Linked DNA regions of Homo sapiens: region 1 is linked to region 2. A link is an interaction called in ENCODE POLR2A ChIA-PET data of the cell type or tissue named here. Cell type or tissue: PC-9. All regions are shown on one strand. Each heading gives the region's core, and the rest is flanking DNA. Links, peaks and the distances in the headings are about the cores only.

Evidence for each region. ChIA-PET counts read pairs that join two places held together with the same protein. Peaks named below come from ENCODE experiments on the same cell type or tissue, not always from the same donor. Only the 100,000 strongest peaks of a DNase experiment are listed, where the experiment ranks them.
Region 1: POLR2A ChIA-PET joins it to region 2 with 10 read pairs; 11 of 35 experiments call an interaction of 5 or more read pairs at or near these places.

What each region holds. Positions count from the first base shown.
Region 1 is chr11:116,980,566-116,992,228 of GRCh38, forward strand. The region is part of intron 1 of SIK3 (SIK family kinase 3); the gene reads right to left. Among named protein-coding and RNA genes, the nearest start is that of SIK3, 110 kb to the right of the region's middle. RefSeq lists an enhancer at 34-83. In PC-9, for the core only: no CTCF peak of the experiment used is centred there; DNase peaks (open chromatin) are centred at 4,196 and 6,176; H3K4me3 peaks cover 1,039 bases; H3K27ac peaks cover 3,422 bases.
Region 2 is chr11:117,083,405-117,095,067 of GRCh38, forward strand. All of the region lies in intron 1 of SIK3 (SIK family kinase 3), which reads right to left. LOC124902763 (a long non-coding RNA gene) reads right to left here and starts at 5,374. Exons shown (of 2, transcript XR_007062899.1): 1 at 1,670-5,374; 2 at 1-1,587. In PC-9, for the core only: no CTCF peak of the experiment used is centred there; DNase peaks (open chromatin) are centred at 6,617 and 6,957; H3K4me3 peaks cover 1,799 bases; H3K27ac peaks cover 3,230 bases.

The DNA of each region.
Region 1 (11,663 bases), core at 1,989-9,988, 100 kb before region 2:
AATCAGGTCAGCTGAGGTGGCTCATGCCTATAATGCCAGCACTTCGGGAGGCCGAAGTGGGCAGATCACTTGAGCTCAGGAGCTCAAGACCAGCCTGGGCAACATGGTAAAACCCTGTCTCTACTAAAAATAAAAAACTTGCTGAGTATAGTGGTGCCTGCCTGTATTCCTAGCTACTAGGGAGACTGAGGTGGGAGGATCACTTGAACCTAGGAGGCGGAGGCTGCAGTGAGCTGAGATCATGCCACTGCATTCCAGCTGGGCAACAGAGCAAGACCCTGTCTCGAAAAAAAAAAAGAAATAAAGAAAGAAAAATTACAATCAGATCATCATCATAAGTCTGGGGGCATCTGCATGTTTTTTATTTCTAGAAGTTCTACAGAGACTGAGTTCTTCTTCCATATTTTCCTCATCAGTTTTAAGAGTCTCCTCATCATATTTTTAACCTCCTCCTTTATTTCTTTAAACATCTGTAGGCTTTATAAGACTGATGGTTACCACCGATGTTTAGTTACCTGTCAATCGATGCATATCAAACCACTCCAAAATTTAGTGGATCAAAATAACAATAATTACTTATTTTGCTCACAAATTAGTAATCTGTTCAGGGCTTAGAGAGAAGAGCTTGCCTCTGCTCCACATGGCATCACCCAGGGCAGCTTGATAGAGAACTGAAGGATCCACTTGCAGGATCGCTTACTTAAAAAGATGGCAAGTCAGTACTGACCATCAGCTGGAAGCCTATAGCTGGTGCCACTGGCCTGAGACCTCAGTTCCTTTCCACATGGATCTCTCCATGGGCTTCTTCAGAGTATGCTGATGGGTTCCAAGAATGAGCATCCCAAGAGAATAAAGAAATGTGTGGTATTTTTATGACTTAGCCTCAGAAATGAAATAATATCACTTCTGTCATATTCTTTTGGTCAAAGCAGTCACAAAGGACTGCCCAGCTTCAACAGAAAAAGATTCTACTTCTTGATAGTACAATAGTGAGGTTCTAGAAGAGCAGGAGTCAGGAAATACTGTTTCCATATCTGGAAAATAGAATCTGCCCCATCTGACTCAAAATAACCAACTCATAGTTGCTTATTTTCTTACGCAAACTCACATTTCTTGCAACTTCCTCTATTAAAAGTCTTTAAGGCCTGACTAGAAAGTGTGTTTTCGCCAGGCGTGGTAGCTCATGCCTATAATCCCAGCACTTTGGGAGGCCGGGGCAGGAGGACTGCTTGAGCCTAGGAGTTCAACACTAGCCTGGGCAACATAGCAAGACCCTGTCTCTAAAATTAATTAATTAATTTAAAAGAGATATGAATTTGATTCTCCCAGACACTGGGAACCATAACCAAATAGGAATACTTTCAACTAAGTTTTCAGTTTAGAGATTTTCAGTCCTCACAGGTAGTATAAAATCTGACTGCAAATCTTTGAGTATGGGCGTCTGCTTAGGCAATCACATGGGAGGCTTCTTTCCCCTCTCCAACCAGATCCAAGACAGTAAGAGGCAAGTCTCTGCATGCAGGACATCTTGGACATCTTTTTTCTACTCATGCACTGAAGACTTGCACCCTCCAGGGTCCCAGTTCCATCTGGGACAGTCTCCAGTAGGACCTTCCACTATGCTTAGGTACTACTTGTCTCTTGTCCCTCCACTTTCCTCTAATCCTACAAGAAACCCTCAGAACCACCACCACCTTCAGGGCTTCCTCTGCCTTATGAAATGATGCTTTTTTTTTTTTTTCAGACGGAGTCTCACTCTGTCACCCGGGCTGGAGTGCAGTGGGGCAATCTCAGTTCACTGCAACCTCCACCTCCTGGGTTCAAGCAATCCTCCTGCCTCAGCCTCCCGAGTAGCTGGGATTACAGGCGCCTACCACTACGCCCAGCTAATTGTTTGTATTTTTAGTGGAGACAGGGTTTCACCATGTTGGCCAGGCTGGTCTTGAACTCCTGACCTCGTGATTTGCCCACCTCGGCTTCCCAAAGTGCTGGGATTACAGGCGTGCGCCACTATGCCCGGCCTCAATTATTTTTCTTACACTAGTTCCAGAACGTTATATGTATATTATATGTGCTCATACATTTTTACCTTTCCTAGCCTCATTTAAAAATGTTCCAGCTGGCTCACACCTGTAATCCCAGCACTTTGGGAGGTTGAGGCGGGCAGATCACAAGGTCAAGACATCAAGGCCAACATGGTGAAAACCATCTCTATTAAAAATGCAAAAATTAGCTGAGCATGGTGGCACACACCTGTAGTCCCAGTTACTCAGGAGGTTGAAGCAGGATAATCGCTTGAACCCAGGAGGCGGAGGTGGCAGTGAGCTCAGATCACACCACTGCACTCCAGCCTGGGTGACGGTACGAGACTCCGTCTCAAAAAAAAAAAAAAAAAAAAAAAAAATTTCTGACCCGAGGGGATTTCTCTGAATATCTAATCTACTATATTACTGAAAAAGGAATTACTCATCATTCATCTTATTTCATTTCTTAAAAATTGAAATATAAAAAATTAGCCGGGCGTGGTGGCAGGCACCTGTAGTCCCAGCTACTCGGGAGGCTGAGGCAGGAGAATGGCATAAACCCGGGAGGCGGAGCTTGCAGTGAGCCAAGATTCGGCCACTGCACACCAGCCTGGGCGACAGAGCGAGACTCTGTCTCAAAAAAAAAAAAAAAAATTGATCGGCCAGGCATGGTAGCTCACACCTGTAATCCCAGCACTTTGGAAGGCTGAGGTGGATGGATCACTTGAGGTCAGGAGTTCGAGACAAGCCTGGACAACATGCCAAACCCATCTCTACTAAAAATACAAAAATTAGCCAGGCATGTTGGAGGGCGCCTGTAATCCCAGCTACTCGGGAAACTGAGGCAAGAGAATCGCTTGAACCCAGGAGGCAGAAGTTGCAGTGAGCCGAGATTGTGCCACTGCACTCCAGCCTGGGCGACACAGCAAGACTATCTCAAAAAAAAAAATTGGTCAATAATTTCAAGAATACATCTGTATTTTAATAAGGCAGCTATGTAAAATATATCAGTTGAATGAAAATGCTCTGGAAAATGTTCTTAACATACTTCCTATAAAGCAAATCCGAGGGAATTTAAACTTATTAGAGGTGCTAACTTCTGCCCCGATACTTCACATGTTTTAAACACTATTGGGAGCTGTGCCCCTGTATCTACTGTAAACATGGTCTAGAACTGAACCACAACTGAAGAAAAGCAAAGCAAAGGAAGGCCGGGCATGAGGGCTCACACCTGTAATCCCAGCACTTTGGGAGGCCAAGGTGGGAGAACTGCTTGACCAGCCTGGGCAACATGCGAAATCCCATCTAAAAATTAGCCAGGTGTGGTGGCACACGCCTGTAGTCCCAGCTACTTGGGTGGCTGAGGCAGGAGGAGCACTTGAGTCCAGGCGGCTGGGGCTGCAGTGAGTCATGATCATGCCACTGCACTCCAGCCTGGGTGACAGAGCAAGACCCTGACTCAAAAAAAAAAAAAAAAAAAAAATTAAACCATGGTAGCATTCAAGGTTCAAAAGAAGCAGCAGCGGTTTGTGGGGGAAAAGGGATCTGTAAACCACTGGGATAAGAACTTTTAAATGTTAGATCTCCCCACCACACTGAAAGTGATGGCTACAAATTACCATATTCCCAAAAAGATGACAGCCAAACTCATATATCCCAGAAGAGAAATAGCTATTTTGGCTATTAGTAGGCACTGGCAGTAGGCTTAACAAGTCACTGAACAAACCATTTATTGTTATTCATCTTGAGCAATATGACCTTTTAGCTCAGCCTACTAAACGTCACAGTGGTCCATAAGGGGAAAGGCTACATGGATGCAAATTCCTCAATGCAATTTACCCTATAAGCAGCATGCGTTTCCAGATTCTTCATCCTACTTCACTTCGCTCCCCTCTGGGTCATAATAGAACTTAGCAGATGTCAGAATTTGCTATGAATAAACTCTGGAGCCCAGATACGAAAGCTCAGCAAAGTATGCATTTGGTGCTGGCAAAAATGGTTGTTTCGTGTACTGATTTGGATTTGCTAACTTAGAATATCTACGGTTTCAAAAACGTGGCTAAGATTGATTGTTGAGTTTTTTTATAAGTTGGAAAAAAAGCAACACACACACACACCACAGACACCCCAAGACAGGCCTACAAGTCTTCTGAGATCATCCTTCTCTCCATACCAACAAAATACCAAGGCCATTACGCAATTTGTGGTTTCTTCTCATAACTGAAGAAATTAATAGCTTTTGGATACAAAACTTAGATAGCTTTACCCTGAGATATTTTCCTAGCCTTGGATCTCTGTGTATAGAGTCCAGAAGCACCAGTTACCGCACTCCCAAATAGGGACCTACAAAAGGTTCTTTCAGTCACTGGCAAACTTTCTTCATAGCGAAACTTCAAAAATGTCTTTTGGAAAAGTTTTCTATGTGTGAAAAGAGTCTGCAGCAAATCCCTGTTATATAATGGTTTATATTACCAAGCTAGTGGTATTCATCTATTTTGTGTTTTATCTCATGTTTATTGGTAGTTGTTTTCCTAATGTTAAAATCAAAGTGTTAGGCAACATAGCAAGACAGACAATAGGGCATGGAGAATTCATTTAGCCTAATGAGATGTTACCAAGTTTAAAGAGTCAAACCTAGAAGAGGGAACTGTGCAGCTCCAATTATAAGTGATCTGACATACACAGATTTGGGAGGCAAAGTTACATTCTCTATGATGCTGGCTGTGGGTTTGTCAAAAAAACAAAAAAAGTTACATTCTCCAGTTTTAGGCAATGCAAGTCTAATCTACAGCACAGTTATGAGGTTTCCCATCTGAATAACAAGAATATTTATATAAATTCATTACAGCCTAGAAATTAGTTAATCTTACTAGTTGAGTTTGCGCTTGTAAATTAGCACTATGCTTACTTATCCATCTAGACATCAAAATGCTAGTCAGTGTAGAGGTACAGTATAATTCAATCTGTTTTGGTCTGCTTTATGTCAAACTGTTTTGGCCTCCATTTGTATCTTTGGAAATAACCTTCATGTATGTCAAATAAAAACAAACAAATAAGAAAACTTAAGCTTGCATGTATGATACTAAGAAAACTGGGTTTTTCTTTTTCTAAATTTCAATTTATTTAGGGCAATAATGAACACGAATCAAGAGAAGCCATTGTTTAGGGAAAATAAACACTTTGTAATATAGTCTTCTAGTACAGATTAGAAGTACAACTAATAACTGTTCAATAAATAGAATAATTACAAACAAAAAGGTCCTCATTTTTCCCTACATAGAAATTGAAGAATTTACTGACATGAACCTCAATCCAGTTATTTCAGATGCGGGCTATTGGAAGAAAATCAATTTATAATTTCAGATACCTCTATTAAGGTCACACAACCAGATCTGGGTTTCTACTGGGCTGTGGTAACTCACTTTATTTAGTGAAATGACCCATCAAGGGCATCAATCATTCTGGTGGCAAAAAAAAGTCAACATAATTGTGATATTTTAGACATATAGCGTTTACTTCAGCCCACTCTTCCTCCTTTCTCTGAAGAACAATTTCTAAAAATTATACTCTAAACTTCTGGTTTGTAGTGTCAGGCAGACACTCCCAATGCCATTAACAGTGCAGAAAAAGGAAAGAACACCTGGGCTTGGGGCAGCAGAGTGACACTGGCATCCTAACTCTGCAACTTAGTCTCTTACCTGTAATAACAACTACTTTAATAAGGTTGCTATAAAGATTACAACATAAAATGTAGCTGGCATAGAACAGATAACTAGTCATTATTAGCTGTTCTTGTTGTTGTTATTATTACCACTAATACTGTTAGTATTATTCTACTTTCCCTGATGAGTCTCTATCCCATTTCCTGGTAATTGCAAACATCTGTCACTTTATTTAAACCTCCTAACCAACCTGAGCCCCCTAACTTTCAACAGATGACTTAGCTTTGAGCTTAACAGAGAAAACAGACAAGAACTTCCTTTATGTATCTATACATTGTCATGCACCCAATCTTTCCTTTACTCTTTCTTCCCAGAAGCAGGTCTTTCCTCTAACCTCAGGCATGTAATAAGTACCAAGTAAGTGTTAGTCACTAGCTATTGTCATCATCCTCAAACACAAGGAATAGCAATTTCCAAACTGCATTACAGAAGACTGACTGATACTCTAATTTCGGGGTTGGCAACTACCAACACTCATGGATCATGAAGAGTGGCTACCAGTTTTACTGGATTACTCTCCTCTTCATGTTCAACATCCATTTAGCTGTCATAAAGAAGGTCAAGTTCTCAAGACAAAAATGAAAAAGCTAAACAAATACTGGCTCAAACTCATAGAAACAGAAAGCAGAATGGTGGTGCCAGAGGCTGGAGGGAAGGGGAAATGAGGAGTTGTTACTTAATGGGTACAGAGTTTCAGTTTTGCAAGATGAAAAGAGTCCTGGAGATTGATTGCACAACTATACAAGTGTACTTAACACTAGTGAACCGTACACTTAAAAATGGTTACAATGCTAAGTTTTATATTATGTGCATTTTACCACAAAACAAACAAACAAATTGGTACTAGCTCAGTGACACTCCAATATGACCCCTCACCAACCTCTGCCCTAACTTCATTTTCTGGAACTCTATTCAAATTAGGGTTAAAACTTGCCATTTCAATTTGTTCAAACAAATTCCTGGCCAGCATCTAAGAGAAATGTGTGTATTGTATGTCTTCATAAAAGATTAAAAAAAAAAAAAAAAACACAGAGAGCCTGTTTCTAAGGTATATTTTGGGGGTTAGGATTGAATAGATGTTCTGAGAGATAATGAGTACAACATCTACCTCCTTCAATCCAGCAGAAATAAATACAAAAATAACTCTTCAAGAGTACTACTCAAACTGCCAGTATTCTGACATCAGTAAACAAGATCCTTGGGGCAGAGGTATGGAAAAGAATAAACAGGTACTAGGAGAATGCCCTCTTAACACAACCTGCTTTCATGGAACTCACCACATGAAATCCATGTGGTAGGAAAAAATTTACTTGAGATGCAAATATTTATAAAAACTACGCTTTAGATAAAGACCATCTATTTTTAGGAGAGAAAATATGCAATAAAACTAGCACAGCAACAAACTAAAACACAGGGGGAGGAGGTAGTAGTAAACCACGTCCACCAGAATAAGAAACTATACTTTTGACTGTATTTTTAAACTGAAATATTCACTCTTTACCTCAAACTGTTGAAGAATCATTATGCAGAGAACACGGTAAGTTGAAACACATGCAAATACATGTGAACAAAGCTGTTTGGTTGTATTCACAGAACTTATGTGTGGTTTGGATGGTACAACTAGCACTAACTTCATGAGGTATGTAAAGGACGTTACCTCGACACAGCACCACGTACTGTGAGAAGTAGAAAGATCTTTGGAAATTTCTTATTCTAACCTAACCCCTTTGTTTCACAGATGATGAAACTAAAGCAAAGAGGGAGCAAGCAAAGCCTAAGTACAAAATAAAGAGATCCTGGTGCAGAAAAATGCAGTAACGCCTGTAATCTCAGCACTTTGGGAGGCCAAGGCAGGTGGATCACAAGGAGATTGAGACCATCCTGGCTAACACCATGAAACCCCGTCTCTACTAAAACTACAAAAAATTAGCCGGCACGGTGGCAGGCGCCTGTAGTCCCAGCTACTAGGGAGGCTAAGGCAGGAGAATGGCGTGAACCCGGGAGGCGGAGCTTGCAGTGAGCCGAGATGGCGCCACTGCACTCCAGCCCGGGCAACAGAGCGAGACTCTGACTCAAAAAAAAAGAAAAAAAGAAAAATGAAGTAACTTTCTAATGATAATTTTTAAAAGAACACATTCAGAATAGCCACAAAGTATCAGAAGAAACATTATAAGAGAAAAAACATTGGCCCAGCCAGTGGTGCTCACACCTATAATCCCAGCACTTTGGGATGCCGAGGCAGGTGAATTGCTTGAGCTCAGGAGTTTGAGACCAGCCTAGGCAACACAGCAAGACCCCATCTCTACAATAATAATAATTTAAAAATTAAAAAATTAGCCAAGCATATTAATGTGCACCTGTGGTCCCAGCTACTTGGGAGGCTGAGGTGGAAGGATTGCTTGAGTCTTTGGGGTTGAGCCTTCAGTGAGCCATGATCATGCCACTGCACTCCAGCCTAGGTAACAAAGCAAGACTCTTTCTCAATAAATAAATAATATATATATTACATATATATGTATAAATATAAATGTGTGAGAGTTTTATGGAGAGGAGTACAAAACTTCACTGAAAAATCTAAAAGAAGACAACATATGCCCTGTACATCAATGAACCTAAATACTGGAAGAAAAAACAAAACAAAACAAAAAAAAACCCTCAAGTCTCCCTTTCTGTCCCTACATAATCCACACTCTAGTCTGTCTCCCAAATAAGACTACAATAAGTAAAGGAGTATTCTCCTGTATTTGGTGGTAATAATGGCAAGAGAACACAGATGGAAAAAAACATGAGGATAAACCAGGAAAACATGTCTTACCCAAGCAGTTTAAACTTTAAATGCAGCTTTCTAGTCTATGATGCCCAGCCAGCAGCACCTTTCCTTCCACTTTTTTTTTTCCCCGCATGTTCGAATGTCTCTCAGATGATATGTGTTTCCAAGCAGTTCTCTATTCGCTTTTTAAATCAGTAAGGTCTTTTAAAATGCAAAGTCAACTTTGGAAACAATGTGGGCCAGCCAGAAACTAATTTAACATTGTAACTTTATAGCTCACCATACACTTATTTAAGGTCTGCACAACCTTGCAATTTAGTACTCTGCCACTCTGCCTCTTGAAAATAAGCAAAATGTTGCTGGCTCAACACAATAGAAACTATCGTTCTAAATCCCAAGAGCAAACAAGTAGAACCAGGTCAGTCCTCTGAGACCTCCAGTACCAAAAAGATACAGTATCAGTAAAATCCTAATAAAAATTATAAATTGAAACTAAAGGCAACCCAAGTTTTTTTTTTTCAATTAGTATACTAGAAGTAAAGAAGGGATTGGAAAAATTAAAATGAAAAATTAGACTTGACTGTGAGTTCCTATTACTGTGAGTAGTTACTGTGAATACCCTGACTGGGAGTTCCTATGACTTCCCACTACTGTGGACTTCCAAATTAAAAATATCAGGCAGATTTTGACACATGAAGTAAGATGTGGTTGGGCAATTAACAAGAGTAAATTTTTAAGTTAAGCAGATAGTTTCTGAAAGTTTAACTTGAAAAGGTAACTAAAAACACACATAGGATTTTAGGTTCAAACACTACTACAAACTGGGAAGTAAAAGCAATTGAAATTTCAAGTCTAATAGAACAATTTCTGTGTCTCAATCTTTTATTATATAGGATCCAAGGCAGCTGAAATTTAAATTTCAGTCTGAAAACAGTGGCAAAAGACCTTTTCTTCTCACTCAGAAAAAAATAAGCTTGGAACAGTAGACCTTCTGTGAGAAGGCAGCAGGCCATTCTGTATTTCAGCGGGGTCGTCATATAAAGAAAAGGCTATGACTGAACACATGAACTATGCAACTTCTTGGCAGCAATACATGTACTTACCAATACCAATCACTGTTGTGATCCCGCCTAGCCAACTACCAGCAAGTCTGCACTAAGTCTACAATTCAAAGGTGAGAACTTTCCTGAATAAAACCACTGTGGAGGCCAAGAGTGTCTAGACCTGAGGAGGAGTAGACCTGCCAACATCAGAGCACTCCCCAGTTCAAAGAATGAACTTCTTTTTCCCTTTGAGAGATAGAGATAATGCTGTGAATGGGGCCAAAGGTCAGGAGGCTTACCAAAACTGGGTATAACCTACATACATTAACGAGTCAAGCAACAAATCTGAACTCAGAATACGTGGTCTAATACCTTAGTATAACAGTGCAAATTACTTTATTGGCAGTATATTGAAAGTAAATTTTTTAAAAAAAGAAAACATTAATAGGCCACTACTCACTCGATCACTCTTCCCAGACACAAGTATCTCCAACCAGACAGCAATAACTTCCACATTCGTACCTCCAGGCTTCGTATTTCCAACAGCCACCTCCACAGTATTACCTTTGTGTCCTTGGGTACCTTAAACTCAACCCATCTACAACTAAACTGATTATATTTTCTTCTCCTACCAAACCTCCTCTTCCACACTGAATTCCCTTGTCACCTAAAAGCACTGTTTGGACAAACCAATAACTTCCTAATTAATCTACTTAACAAGGTCTCCTCCCCTCCACCTCCCAAAATCATTAATCCTTCACATTCCATTAATTTTCTTCTACAATGAAAGCTGTTACCACAAAATAATCACTACTATTTTTCAGCTACATTTACAGTGTGTCAAGAGCTGTGCTTTACATATTATCCCGTTCAATCAAATCCTCACAACAGTTCTTTCAGGTAGGCATTATTATGCTTGTTTTACAAATGAATTAAACCAAAGTTTAAGGCTCATCCAAGGTCAGAGAGAGAGCTGGTTAGTGGGAGACTAAGGATTTAATATCAGGCACTCTTTTAACCAATATAAAAGTAACCTGCCTTGGCTGGTCATGGTGGCTCATGCCTGTAACCCCAGCACTTTGGGAGGCCAAGGTGGGCGGATCCAAGGTGGCCAGGAGTTTGAGACCAGCTGGCCAACATGGCAAAACCCCGTCTCTATCAAAAATACAAAAATTAACCAGGCATGGTGGCACACGCCCGTAATCTCACCTACAAGGGAGGCTGAGGCATGAGAATCACTTGAACCCGGGAGGCGAAGGTTGCAGTGAGTCGAGATCATGCCACTGCGCTCCAGTATGGGCAATAGAGCAAGGCGCTGTCTCAAAACAAACAAAAACCCCTGCCTCATTAGAGAATGCTTTCTAAAAATTGAGGGAAGGGAGAGAAACAGGTATAATTTGAACACTCTAATAACTAAGTTACAAATTCATTATTTAACATATAGTTTCAGTCAAGAAGTACAAATAATTCTATACTATTAGAGATACTCTCAAAATACTGATCTGATCTAAAAGGTCTAACCAACCTATTACTTAAATGATAAAGTAAGTGAAACTATTTCACAATCGGCCTTCAACCTATCTTTCAACTAGATTTTCCAATATTCCCAGCCACTTTCCCCTCCTATCCCCATACTTTTTGGTACAAACCACTATACACAGCTAGTAAGGCCCATTCAATCTCCTATCACCAGGTCTATGGCAAATTTTTTCAATGCAGCCTTCTCTGACATCTTCAGGCAAAATTAACTCCTCCTTCCTCTTGCTTTTATGGCAGGTTTTTCATTTCTAACTCATAGCATACATATCTATATACATATACACCCATACACGTATATCACTAAATTTATTACAGACACCAAAAAAGGGGGTAAATCTTGTCTTTCTACGTATTTAGACATACATACAAAAAACTCGTGGCCGGGCATGGTGGCTCATACCTGGAATCTCAGCACTTTCGGAGGCCAAAGCGGGCAGAACACTTGAGGTCAGGAGTTCGAGACCAGCTTGGCCAACATGGTGAAACCTCATTTTTACTAAAAATACAAAAAATTAGCCAGGCGTGGTGGTGGGCGCCTATAATCCCAGCTACTCAGGAGGCTGAG
Region 2 (11,663 bases), core at 2,487-10,486:
AGATATTTAGGTATAATATATGAAAGTGTTGTTTCTGCAGCTGACTTGGACCCAAAGATCATTGCCAGAATACAACTACCCCATTTGACTAGAATAACAATATCCCTGTTGATGTAGAAATGGAAAGTAAGCCAAGAACATACAATCACTAAAAACATTATTTTGAGAGTTTAAAAAAATGAAGTACCAAAAAAATTCAACTATTGTCGGAATGCTGCTTATGCAATATTAGAACATTCTAACAGAAGGAAAAGACAACAGGAGGCAAGAAGCAGAAAGAGAGAAGAAATCCTGCAGGTGTCCAACTCATCCTAATAAGAAACACACAGCTCTGCTCCTGTCTTCCACAATAAAAACAGTTCTGTTTCTTGCAGCATATGAACCAAGATTGCTTCCGCCAGAAACAGAAAACAACTTACTACAAGAAAATGTCAACTTGTTCCACAGAACACTACACTAGCAGTGAACAGATATAAACCTCTTAAACTAAAGAGTTTGGCCAGTTTCTTCACCAAGTTTTTAATACCACTGACTCATTACCAAATTCAGCTCAGTTCACACAAATTCTAACATAAGTGGACAAAAATACCACCTCGAAGTACACACTATAAATAATAAAAGATTCTATAAAATAACTTGTCCTCAAATTTCTAACAGCTTTGACTTCTTTATCATTTTAAATTAACGCAGAAGCTCTCTTAGCCCACCTTCACTCAACCAACCTGCCAAAATAATCAATGCTTCTCCTTGTCTCAGTAAAGCAACCAATGCCCCCAACATGCAAACTGGCCCCAACTAATAACAGCTGTCTCTTACTCTTATAAGCTTCTGCTGCTCCCATTATTAAGTTTTTTGGTTTTTTTGTGGTTGGTTTGTTTGAGATGGAGTCTCGCTCTGTGGCCCAGGCTGCAGTACAGTGGCAGGATCTTGGCTCACTGCAACCTCTGCCTCCCAGGTTCAAGCAATTCTCCTGCCTCAGACCTCTCGAGTAGCTAGGATTACAGGCATGCACCAACACACCCAGCTAATTTTTGTATTTTTAGTAGAGACAGGGTTTCACCAGGTTGGCCAGGCTGGTCTGGAACTCCTGACCTCAGGTGATCCGCCTGCCTGGGCCTCCCAAAGTGCTGCAATTACAGGCATGAGCCACCGCGCCGGGCCCAGCCTCCCGTTATTAAGTTATATTCTTACCAATAATTAACTGTTTTTTTCCCAAACCTATTTATACCAGTTGCTCATTATTACAGTTATGTAATTTAATTAAATAGAATGTAAACTGATGAAAAATTAAGGAGATACGTTTCTATGAAAACTTCATCAAATGCTTAAAAAGACATAGTAAATTAGACGTGAATGAGATGAGTATAAAAGACTGGGAAGGAGTCATAAAAATCAAGAGGGATGCTGTACTAATATTGCTTCACAAATGCCATTAAATTCATGTTCTGCTTTAAAAAGCAAACAAAACTGGAAATTATAGATAATGAATTATGGGTGTATTTAATGGAAACAAAATTAAGGAACTCCAACTAGGGCACACAAAGAAAAAGCCTTGGCCCTGCATCAACAGGTTAACAAAATATTAACCTATGTTAACAAACATTAATATTTAATATTAACAAAAAACATTAATGTTTGTTAACATAGGTTAAGATATTTTGATATTAACCTATGTGCTAATCAATCTTTCTTTCTTTCTTTTCTCTCTCTTTTCTTTCTTTCCTTTTTAGAGACAGGGTCTCTGTCACACAGGCTGGAATGCAGTGGCGCAACCATAGTTTACTGCACTGTAATCTGGAACTCCTGGGCTCAAGCAATCCTCCCAGCTCAACCTCCCAAGTAGCTAGAACTACAGCCACTTACCACCATCCACCGCTCACTTATTTTTATTTTTTGGTAGAGATGGGGCCTCACTACTACCGTGCTGCTCAGGCTGGTTTTGAACTAGCTAGCCTCAAGCGATCCACCTACCTAGACCTCCCAAAGTGCTGGGATGGCAGGCATGAACCACCATACCCAGCCCTGGGGTTTGGTTTTGTTTGTTTGTTTAAAGAATCTTCATCTATTTAGAGATACATGCCAAAATATCTACCGATGAAATGAAAGGATTCTGGGATATGCTTCAAAATCCAGGAAAAAAGCGGGGAAGTGGGAAAGGTATAAATGCAAGATTGGTCACAAGATGACAACTGTTTAAACTAGGCGACAGGCACATAGGGGTTCATTATATTATTCCCTCTACTTTCATTTATGTTTGAAATTTTCCACAATACATACTTTTTAAAAGAGTAATGCATGAGCCAGGCATGGTGGCTCATGCCTGTAAGCCTAGCACTTTAGGAGACCGAAGCAGGCGAACTGCCTGAGCTCAGGAATTCGAGACCATCCTGGCCAACATGGCGAAACCCCATCTCTACAAAAAATACAAAAATTGGCCGGGCATGGTGGCATGTGCCTATAGTCCCAGCTACTCAGGAGGCAGAGGTTGCAGTGAGCCGAGATCATGCCACTGCACTTCCAGCCTGGGCGACAGAGCAAGACTCCGTCTACATAAAAAAGAAAAACCAAAAAAAGATTAATGCATGAATATATATTTCTGATTTTCCTGCTTTATCAGTTTTTCCCCTCAATTAACTAAGCACATCATAACCAAAACTTACTGTATAGGAGGGCTTCTATTGGAGATAAAAGAAAAGCAGTTACCACCAAATGTCCAAAACACAGATAATTCCACAGTCATAACCCCACAACATACTAAGCACAATATCCTATATGGCCCAATTACCCTTGAAAATCTCTTAACCCATAAAGTACAATGCACACAGCAAATTTAAACATGATAGGACTGCTGCATTACCATATTTATTCATATAACTTTCTCCTTCACAATCTCCTTGACTATCTTTTCACCATTAAAACGAGGGAGGAGCAATTTACAACTTTTATTAATCTCTGAAATTCTCACGCTGGTTTACCAAAAAATAGTTATTTAAAAATCAATGGTAGGCTGGGTGCAGTGGCTCACGCCTATAATCCCAGCACTCTGGGAGGCCGAGGCGAGTGGATCACGAGGTAGGAGTTCAAGACCACCCTGGCCAGCATGGTGAAACCCCGTCTCTACTAAAAATACAAAAAAATTAGCCGGGTGTGGTGGTGGGCGCCCGTAGTCCCAGCTACCTGGGAGGCTGAGGCAGGAGAATCTCTTGAACCCAGGAGGCAGAGGTTGCAGTGAGCAGAGACTGCGCCACTGCACTCCAGCCTGGGTGACAGAGTGAGACTCCGTCTCAAAAAAAAAAAAAGTCAGTGGAGAGGCAAGGTGCAATGGCTCACTCCTGTAATCCCAGCACTTTGGGAGGTCGAGGCAGGTGGATCACAAAGTCAGGAGTTGGAGAGCAGCCTGACTAACACGGTGAAACCCCGTCTCTACTAAAAATACAAAAATTAGCCAGGTGTGGTGGCACGTGCCTGTAATCCTAGCTACTGAGGAGGCTGAGGCAGGGGAATCACTTGAACCGGAGAGGCAGAGGTTGCAGTGAGCCAAGATCACGCCATTGTACTCCAGCCTGGACAACAGAGCGAGACTCCATCTCAAAAAAAAAAAAAAAAAAAATCAATGGTTTGGGTGATCAAGAGTCTGTTTCTCATTAACCTTTCTTCTTCCCTTCAGCAATTTCTCCAGTTTGGGTTTTTGTCCCTTTATCAAAGATCAGGAGAGAATGATGATTTATAAAAAGCAAGTAAAAGGTGAGACTTGGCCGGGTGCGGTGGCTCATGCCTGTAATACCACCACTCTGAGAGGCTGGGGGCGGGGGGTGGATTACTTGAGGTCAGGAGTTCAAGACCAGCCTGGCCAACATGGTGAAACCCATCTCTACTAAAAATACAAAAATTAGCCAGGCGTGGCTATGGGCACCTGTAATCCCAGCTACTAGGGAAGCTGAGGCAAGAGAATCGCTTGAACCCAGGAGGCGGAGGTTGCAGTGAGCCGAGATCGCACCATTGCACTCCAGCCTGGGTGACAGAGCAAGACTCTGCCTCAAAAAAAGGTTAGATTTACACTTGAATTCTTGTCATTCCTCTTCCAGGTTTGGTACAGGGAAAGATGGATTACACAGCTGCTATAACCTTCTCCTGACTTGTACTATATCTATGGGACTAGGTTTAGAGGTGTAGTAGAGACTTAAAAGCCCTACACCCCCAAGCCAACAAAGGCAGATGGGGAGACAGATAAGATAAAGAGAGCCAGTGTGGCTTGCAGTGAGCCAAGCCTGCTCATACACTGCTCAGGAGGTTAATTCTAGTGCAGCCTTTCTGGAAAGCAATGTGGCAATATACATATTAGGTGCCGTACAAGCATGTGTTCCCTTTGGCACGGTAATTTCCCTTTCAACAATATATCCGGAGCAAAAAATCAGAAGTACATCAAAGACTTGTGCACAACAATGGTTATCACAGAAAATTTGTAAAGTGAAAAACTAGAAATAAAATTATAAAAAAGATTCAAAAAATAACAGCAATGTTATGGTAAAGTAAAACTGATGTTGGCCAGGCGTGATGGCTCACACCCGTAATCCCAACACTTCGGGAAGCCAAAGAGGGAGGATCATTTGAGCCCAGGAGTTCAAGACCAGCCTAGCAACATAGCAAGACCCCCATCTCTACTAAAAATAAAATTTTTTAAAATTAGCTGGGCATGGTGGCATGCACCTGTAGTCCCAGGTACTCAGGAGGCTGAAGTAGAAGGATGACTTGAACCTAGGAGGTGGAGGCTGCAGAGAGCCATGATCACATCACTGCACTCCAGCCTTAGGTGACAAAGCGAAACCCTATCTCAAAAATATAAAAACAAAAAACAAAAAACTAAGGGATTTGAATTCAAATTGCAAGACTTACTTTAGATACACTGATCTTCCTAATAGTAAAAGTTTGAGATATGCCAAAAATCAATTACTAGCCCAGAAAAGCTGTGAAATCTCCTTACTCGGAGATTTGTGAGAAAAAGGTAGAAAATTACTTTTCTTTAACATCTTAACTATAGATAGGAAATTCCAATAGTAAAAGTCAAAAGATGTATTAAGGGTATAAAAACAAACTCAGCTCTTATTTTTAATCCTTATATTCATGTACTCAATGAATATCTGCAGACATTGCACGAAACATAAGGAATACAGCAGTGAATAACAGATTAAAATTCCGGCCCCCACAGGGCTTACATTAGATTATCACACTGTGCCATCCTAATGAGCAGTATAAGTTAGGTTAGGTATTTTTCTTTGGTCCTTTTTTATTTGAGAAGTGCTCTGGCTCTGTTGCCCAGGCTGGAGTTCAGTGGTGCGATCATAGCTCACAGAAACCTTGACCTCCTGGGCTCAAGCGATCCTCCCACCTCAGCCTCCTGAGTAGCTGGGACCACAGGCATGCACCACCACACCCCTGGTTATTTTTATTATTATTATTTGCAGAGATAAGGTCTCACTATGTTGCCCAGGCTGGTCTCCAACTCTGGGGCTCAAGTGATCCTCCTGCCTCAGCCTCCCAAAGTGCTGGGATTACAGGCGTGAACCACTGCATCTGGCCAGGTATTTTCTTTTTTTACTTTTAAGTAAAATTATGCTTGGAAATTTCAAGTATGTCAAAGCACTGTCAGAAAATAAACGGCATCTAGCACTTGGACTAATCCAGAGATGCCCTTAATAAATGTTTATAAGAGTAAGAAGCTGGCCGGGCGCGGTGGCTCACGCCTGTAATCCCAGCACTTTGGGAGGCTGAGGCGGGCAGATCACGAGGTCAGGAAATCGAGACCAGCCTGGCTAACACATGGTGAAACGCCGTCTCTACTAAAAATACAAAAAATTAGCTGGGCGTGGCGGCAGGCGCCTGTAGTCCCAACTACTCTGGAGGCTGAGACAGGAGAACGGCGTGAACCCGAGAGGTGGAGCTTGCAGTGAGCCAAGATCGCGCCACTGCACTCCAGCCTGGGCAACAGAGTGAGACTCCGTCTCAAAAAAAAAAAAAAAAGACTAAGAAACTGTGTGACTCAGGTATTGGGGTGGCAAGAAGACTTCATTTCACTGAATGCTCCTTTGTACCTTTTGAATTTTGGGCCATATATCATCCATTTCTATTTCTGATAATTTTGCACGTTTATTGGATGGATGGATGGAATAAAAAATTTCTTCTCCAAAAAATTCCGTCTCAAGAAATGTGGGCAACTAACCTACATTTTCACATTCAATTCTGGGGGGAGCTATGAAAAGTAAAGTATACTGCTGGTAAACATGCGCTGGAGCTGAAACTAGACAGAAATTTGATAATTTTTCAGAACTTCATCAAAACCTAAATTTAGTTTAAAATAACTGGCCGAAAGTATCCAACTGAGTGAGCTCAGCCCACACAGACAAGCTTCAACAGGCAATGAGTCTGCTTCTCTTTCCGTTTCAACTTCTGGGAAATGTGGCTAAGTATTCACAATCTGATTCCTACCTCTTTGAAAAGCCTAAGTCTGAGATAAAATACCATCAGTGTCCAGAGGCTCCTTGTCTACCACGGATCACACACCTGCTAAACACAAATATGTTCCTAACATAACTTACTGATGGCTCATCCAACAGTTCCGTACTCGCTTCCGCAATTCTATTCTGAACAGATCCAAAAGAAGTCTTTCAAGCTAATTCATTCAAGACTGTTGAGACTTCTCAAGGACATTGCCTACGCCATTTATTTAGCAATATTTTATTAGATTAGGATAAAAGCCCATTTGAATGTATATAATTTTCACCCTCTTGATGTTATCAGTCATCCACGGGACTGTATGACTACATTATTATCCCAGAAAGGGACCAAGCTACTCGCTATTAGGAGGAACCAGGGACTCACCTACCTGATAGGTGAGATCATTCATCTGGAGAACAGCCATAGCCCACAGACCAGAAACTAGAACTATATTAAGAAGAATTCCTTCTTGTGTTTACTTAGGATAATGAAAAAAAAAAAAAAGAGGAACCCTTGATATAAATGGTTCTCTTGACCCTCACCTGTGTCATCAAGGTATATATCTAGATGACCAGTTCTCTTAATGAGTTATAAGATGTCACCATCCCTGGAAAGTGTTAGTCATTTAGTAAGTGAGGAGCCCATCTAAGAAACATACCCTCAAAGGTAGATCAGACCAGCCCAGCAGAACAAATGTATAATTACCAATATTCCCTAGGAGTTAGCTAGATATAATGACATGAGAAAACTACGTAAGGCAGACTACTTTTACGGTCATTGCATGCTGTGTTTACTTCTTTCCCTTTTCATTTTCTTCATATCTCAGTCATGCCAAGGGGCATCTGACTAGCAGATTTAAAGGCAAAGCAGTGGACCCATAGGGTACTAAAAGTTAGTGGCAAAGGTGACAGAGTGGTATAATGCCAAAGGACAGGTGAAATACAGGGTTGGAATATTTACTCTTCCTCTCTACTCGGAAATGTTTCCTCTCATCATGACATCTCGCTTTTGGTTTGTCTTATAGAAAGGATAAATATCTTAGACTTTAATTGGTATAGGTGTATCTCGCTTCCCCAGTAAAAAAGCAAGTGCTCAGAAGGCAAGGGCACTGTTTTCTGTGATTAGAGAAGTCAGGGTAGAATTAAGTAGGAGTAGTGATAACTGGATTCTAACTCCAGCTCCCCCACTAACTACCTATAAGACTCCGGGAAAATGGGAGTGAGGAGAGAGATGAGCCATGAATCTAATGGATAATTGGTCTAAATGACTTTAAAAGTCCGTAAAATCCTGAGGTTTTTTTTTTCTTTTTTTTTTTTTTTTTTTTTGAGACGGAGTTTCACTCTTGTTGCCCAGGCTGGAGTGCGACGGCACGATCTCGGCTCACTGCAACCTCTGCCTCCTGGGTTCAAGCAATTCTCCTGCCTCAGCCTCCCAAGTAGCTGGGATTACAGGCATGTACCACCACGCCTGGCTAATTTTTTGTATTTTTAGTAAAAACAGGGTTTCGCCATGTTAGCCAGGCTGGTCTCGAACTCCTGACCTCAGGTGATCCACCTGCCTCAGCCTCCCAAAGTGCTGGAATTACAGGCGTGAGCCACCATGCCAGGCAAAACCTGAGATTATAAATTCTGTTAAGTCTGTCTTTCCAGACTGTGGAGAAGACAGAACTAGAATAGAACCTCTCTAAGGTCTTTTTCATGCCCAATAAATCAACAAATACTTGTTAGTTGATCATGCTTAATTTATGTGCAATTTATGTCAATATTCCTCTACAGTGAGAAAGAATATAAGTTGTTAAAACTGAACTCCTCCCTTGTGCCAAGAAATGCATCAGAAAAGGATTCTTGCTCTTAACCATAAAATAACCAGCATGAGTTGCTGTTTTTCTTTTGGTTTGTTTTCCTGAGACAGGGTTTCACTCTGTCACCCAGGCTGGGATACAATGGTGTGTCCATAGTTCACCACAGCCTCAGACTCCCAGGATCAAGTGATCCTCCCGCCTCCACCTCCCAAGTAGCTGAGGCTACAGGTGCGCACCACCACACCCAGCTAATTTTTAAATTGTTTGTAGAGATGGGATCTCACTATGTTGCCCAGGCTGGTCTTGAACTCCTGGCCTCAAGTGATCCTCCTGCCTCATGCCCCCCCAAAGCACTGGAATTACAGGCATGAGCCACCACATCCAGCCACGTTTTAAAAACATAAATTAGGTGATATTAGTGTTCTGCTTGATACTCTCTGATGTCACCCCCGTGTCACACCCAATTCCATAAAATGGCCATAAGACCCAGATGATCTGGCCCCTCCTACATGTCTGGCCTCATCTTTTCCCATCCTTCCACTTGTTTGCTAAGGTACCATGGCATCATGACCTTGTGTCTAATCTTTGACCAAACCAAACTCACTTCTGCCCCATGGCCTTTGCACATGCCATTCCTTCTGTAAGGAATCTTCTGTCTTCCAAATCTTCCCAGGTTGGCTTTTTCTCATCACTCAGGTCTCAGCTCAAATATCATCATCTTGGAAAGAAAGGTCTTCCCTGACCACTCTATCTGAGGCAGCAGCCCCCCCCAGGGATTCTCTAGTCCGTTTATTTTCTTCCTGGTATTCATTCCTATATGAAATTTTTAATTTTTTTACATGTCCCTTGTCTGTCTCCTTCTACTAGAAAGCTCCAGAAAGGCAGATGCTTTTTGTCTCCCTTGTTCATTGGTGCACTCCAGACCCTAGAATGGAACCTGACAAAAAATTTTCATTCAATAAATGTGTTGAATGAATAAATGATTAAGGGAAAGGTTCCATCTCTATGCAGATGTCTTAGGTGTTGTTTTACAGTTACAGTGGCTCTGGTGAGTAGAAAGCATTTCTTTTTCTTTTCAAAGCATCCATTTTGTTCTCTTTTACGCGATGAACTAGAAAACATTAGCCAGACTGAAGCCTGAAAAATGAAAACAGCACTTCTGGCACAGAAATAACTAGTCTGGGCACCTCTGGCTTGAGCGAGATCTATGACTTTCTAGGGAGCTGGCACCAAAGTCAAAATGTTAAAATAAACATCTTTGATGTAGAAAATGGAATACTGGTATTTTGACTCTGGAGAGACTAGTCTCAATCAGTCTTAGCTCTTTACAAAATTTCAAAAACGTTTAGCAACCCCATCACCACTGTATCAAACTGAACATAATCATCTTTCAATAGTCACTTCTAGATTGTCTAGGGATGGGGCTATCTTCCTCAAATGTATCTAATGTAAATTCTGCTTTCAATTTCTTTTTGACATAATTCTCTCCTACTTACCAAATGAATCTTGTTTTCAGTTTTCTAATGGGTGAAAGCATCATCTCATGTGCTTCGTTAAACTCTTCTTTAGAGGTGAAAATAATGCTTTTAGCCCACTTTGACTTGTTCTCCTCATGGAAATGAGTTTGCACTAAACCACACCGATGTGTCTGGCTAGTCAATATTTGGAAAGGGGTCATAGGGCAAAATGTCTTCTCTGTGTAATATTTAAAGTTAAGAATTCTGACCTTGGCCGTCTAAGGCCTTTGCTTGTGCACGCAAGGGCAAATGTGTCCTTAAGCTTGCAGAAACATTTCTTAAATATTTCACTTAAACCTAATTTAAGTGGACCTCTGGAGAAAAGACTGCACTCAACTCTGTTCCATCATCAACATAACAAAAATTAGTTACACAAAACACACTGAAAATTCAAGGCAGCCCAAAGCAAAAGCCAGTGTTGGTCACAGTTTTCATTAGATAAGTCACATTGCTATTTAAAAAAAAAAAAAAAAGTTTAACTAATGAAAATTTATGTTTTAAAATGCTGATTTCATGAGATTAGCCAGCCTGTACCCTATACAAATTAAATCCAACTATCTCAAAGTGGCACCTGCAATAGTAGCAAACTTTTTTTTTACCAGGAAAGTCTATCGTCAGGATGGCATCTACCTACACAAAACTAATGGCATATACATTCATGAATCGTGCCCAAGGGGTGAGAAGCAAAAAAAGGAGGACTATTATTATGTCCATAATATTATTATGTTACTAAAACATCTGATAACGATGATGATGATGGTAATATTTACGTCATGCTATTAGGGCACCATGCTGCTCTAAGAGCTTTACATACACTATCTTCTTTAATCTTCATAACACCTAAACTTGTGAGGTAAGTACTACTGTCATCCCACTTTACAGATGAGGAAACCCAAGCACACAGAAGTTAAATAACTTCTCACAGCCTAAAAATATCCAACTATTAAGCAGCAAAAGATTCAAACTCAGGTTGCTTTATCCAAAGCTGGAACTCTTACCACAAACCAATAACAGGCAAGTGATATATATTTGTTGAAATATAGTTTAAACGTATTTGGCCAAAGGCTTTTATAGTCATGCATACTTTAAAAAATGCATATGGGCCAAGCATTTGGGTTACAGACTCATGCCTGTAATCCCAGCACTTTGGGAGGCTGAAGCAGGAGGATCACTTGAGTCCAGAAGTTCAAGACCAGCCTGGGCAACATAATGAGACCCCCATCTCTACAAAAAAAATTTAAAAATTAACCTGGTGTGGTGGTATAAGCCTGTAGTCCCAGCTACTTAGGAAGCTGAGGCAGGAGGATCTCTTGAGCCTGGGAGTTGGAGGTTACAGTGAACTCTGGCAGTGTCACTGCACTCTAGCCTGGGTGACAGAGTAAGACCCTGCCCCAATATTTTAAAAAAGGAAAAAAAATGCATACAAAATCTATCTACTCTTTGTTCCCAATCATCCAACTAGTGAAGGTATAATTAGGCACAGGCAACAGACTACCTGCAATTTGAGAGCAGAAAACATTCTTTTTTAAAAATATCTGTAATACTTTATAGTTTCCTACCAAAAAAAAAAACAGAGCCAGAGAACCTCAGGCTAAGTAAGGCTCTTCCAAAGAAAAGGAAATCAAAGCAGGTAGGACAAAGACAGCCAGGGTGAGCTACTAACCAAAGTATGTCACAGCTGAACATTCTCTCCTGGTAACTGTTCTGCAGTGCCGCTCTAAGCACTGCAGTGCTGCCAATATGAAGTCTGAGCTCATGAATGCCGTGCTGCAAAAGTAACCAACAACCAAATAGGAAAAGCTTCACTTTTCTCTACTGATTTTATTCATCCCAGGATCCCACTCTAGACGGTT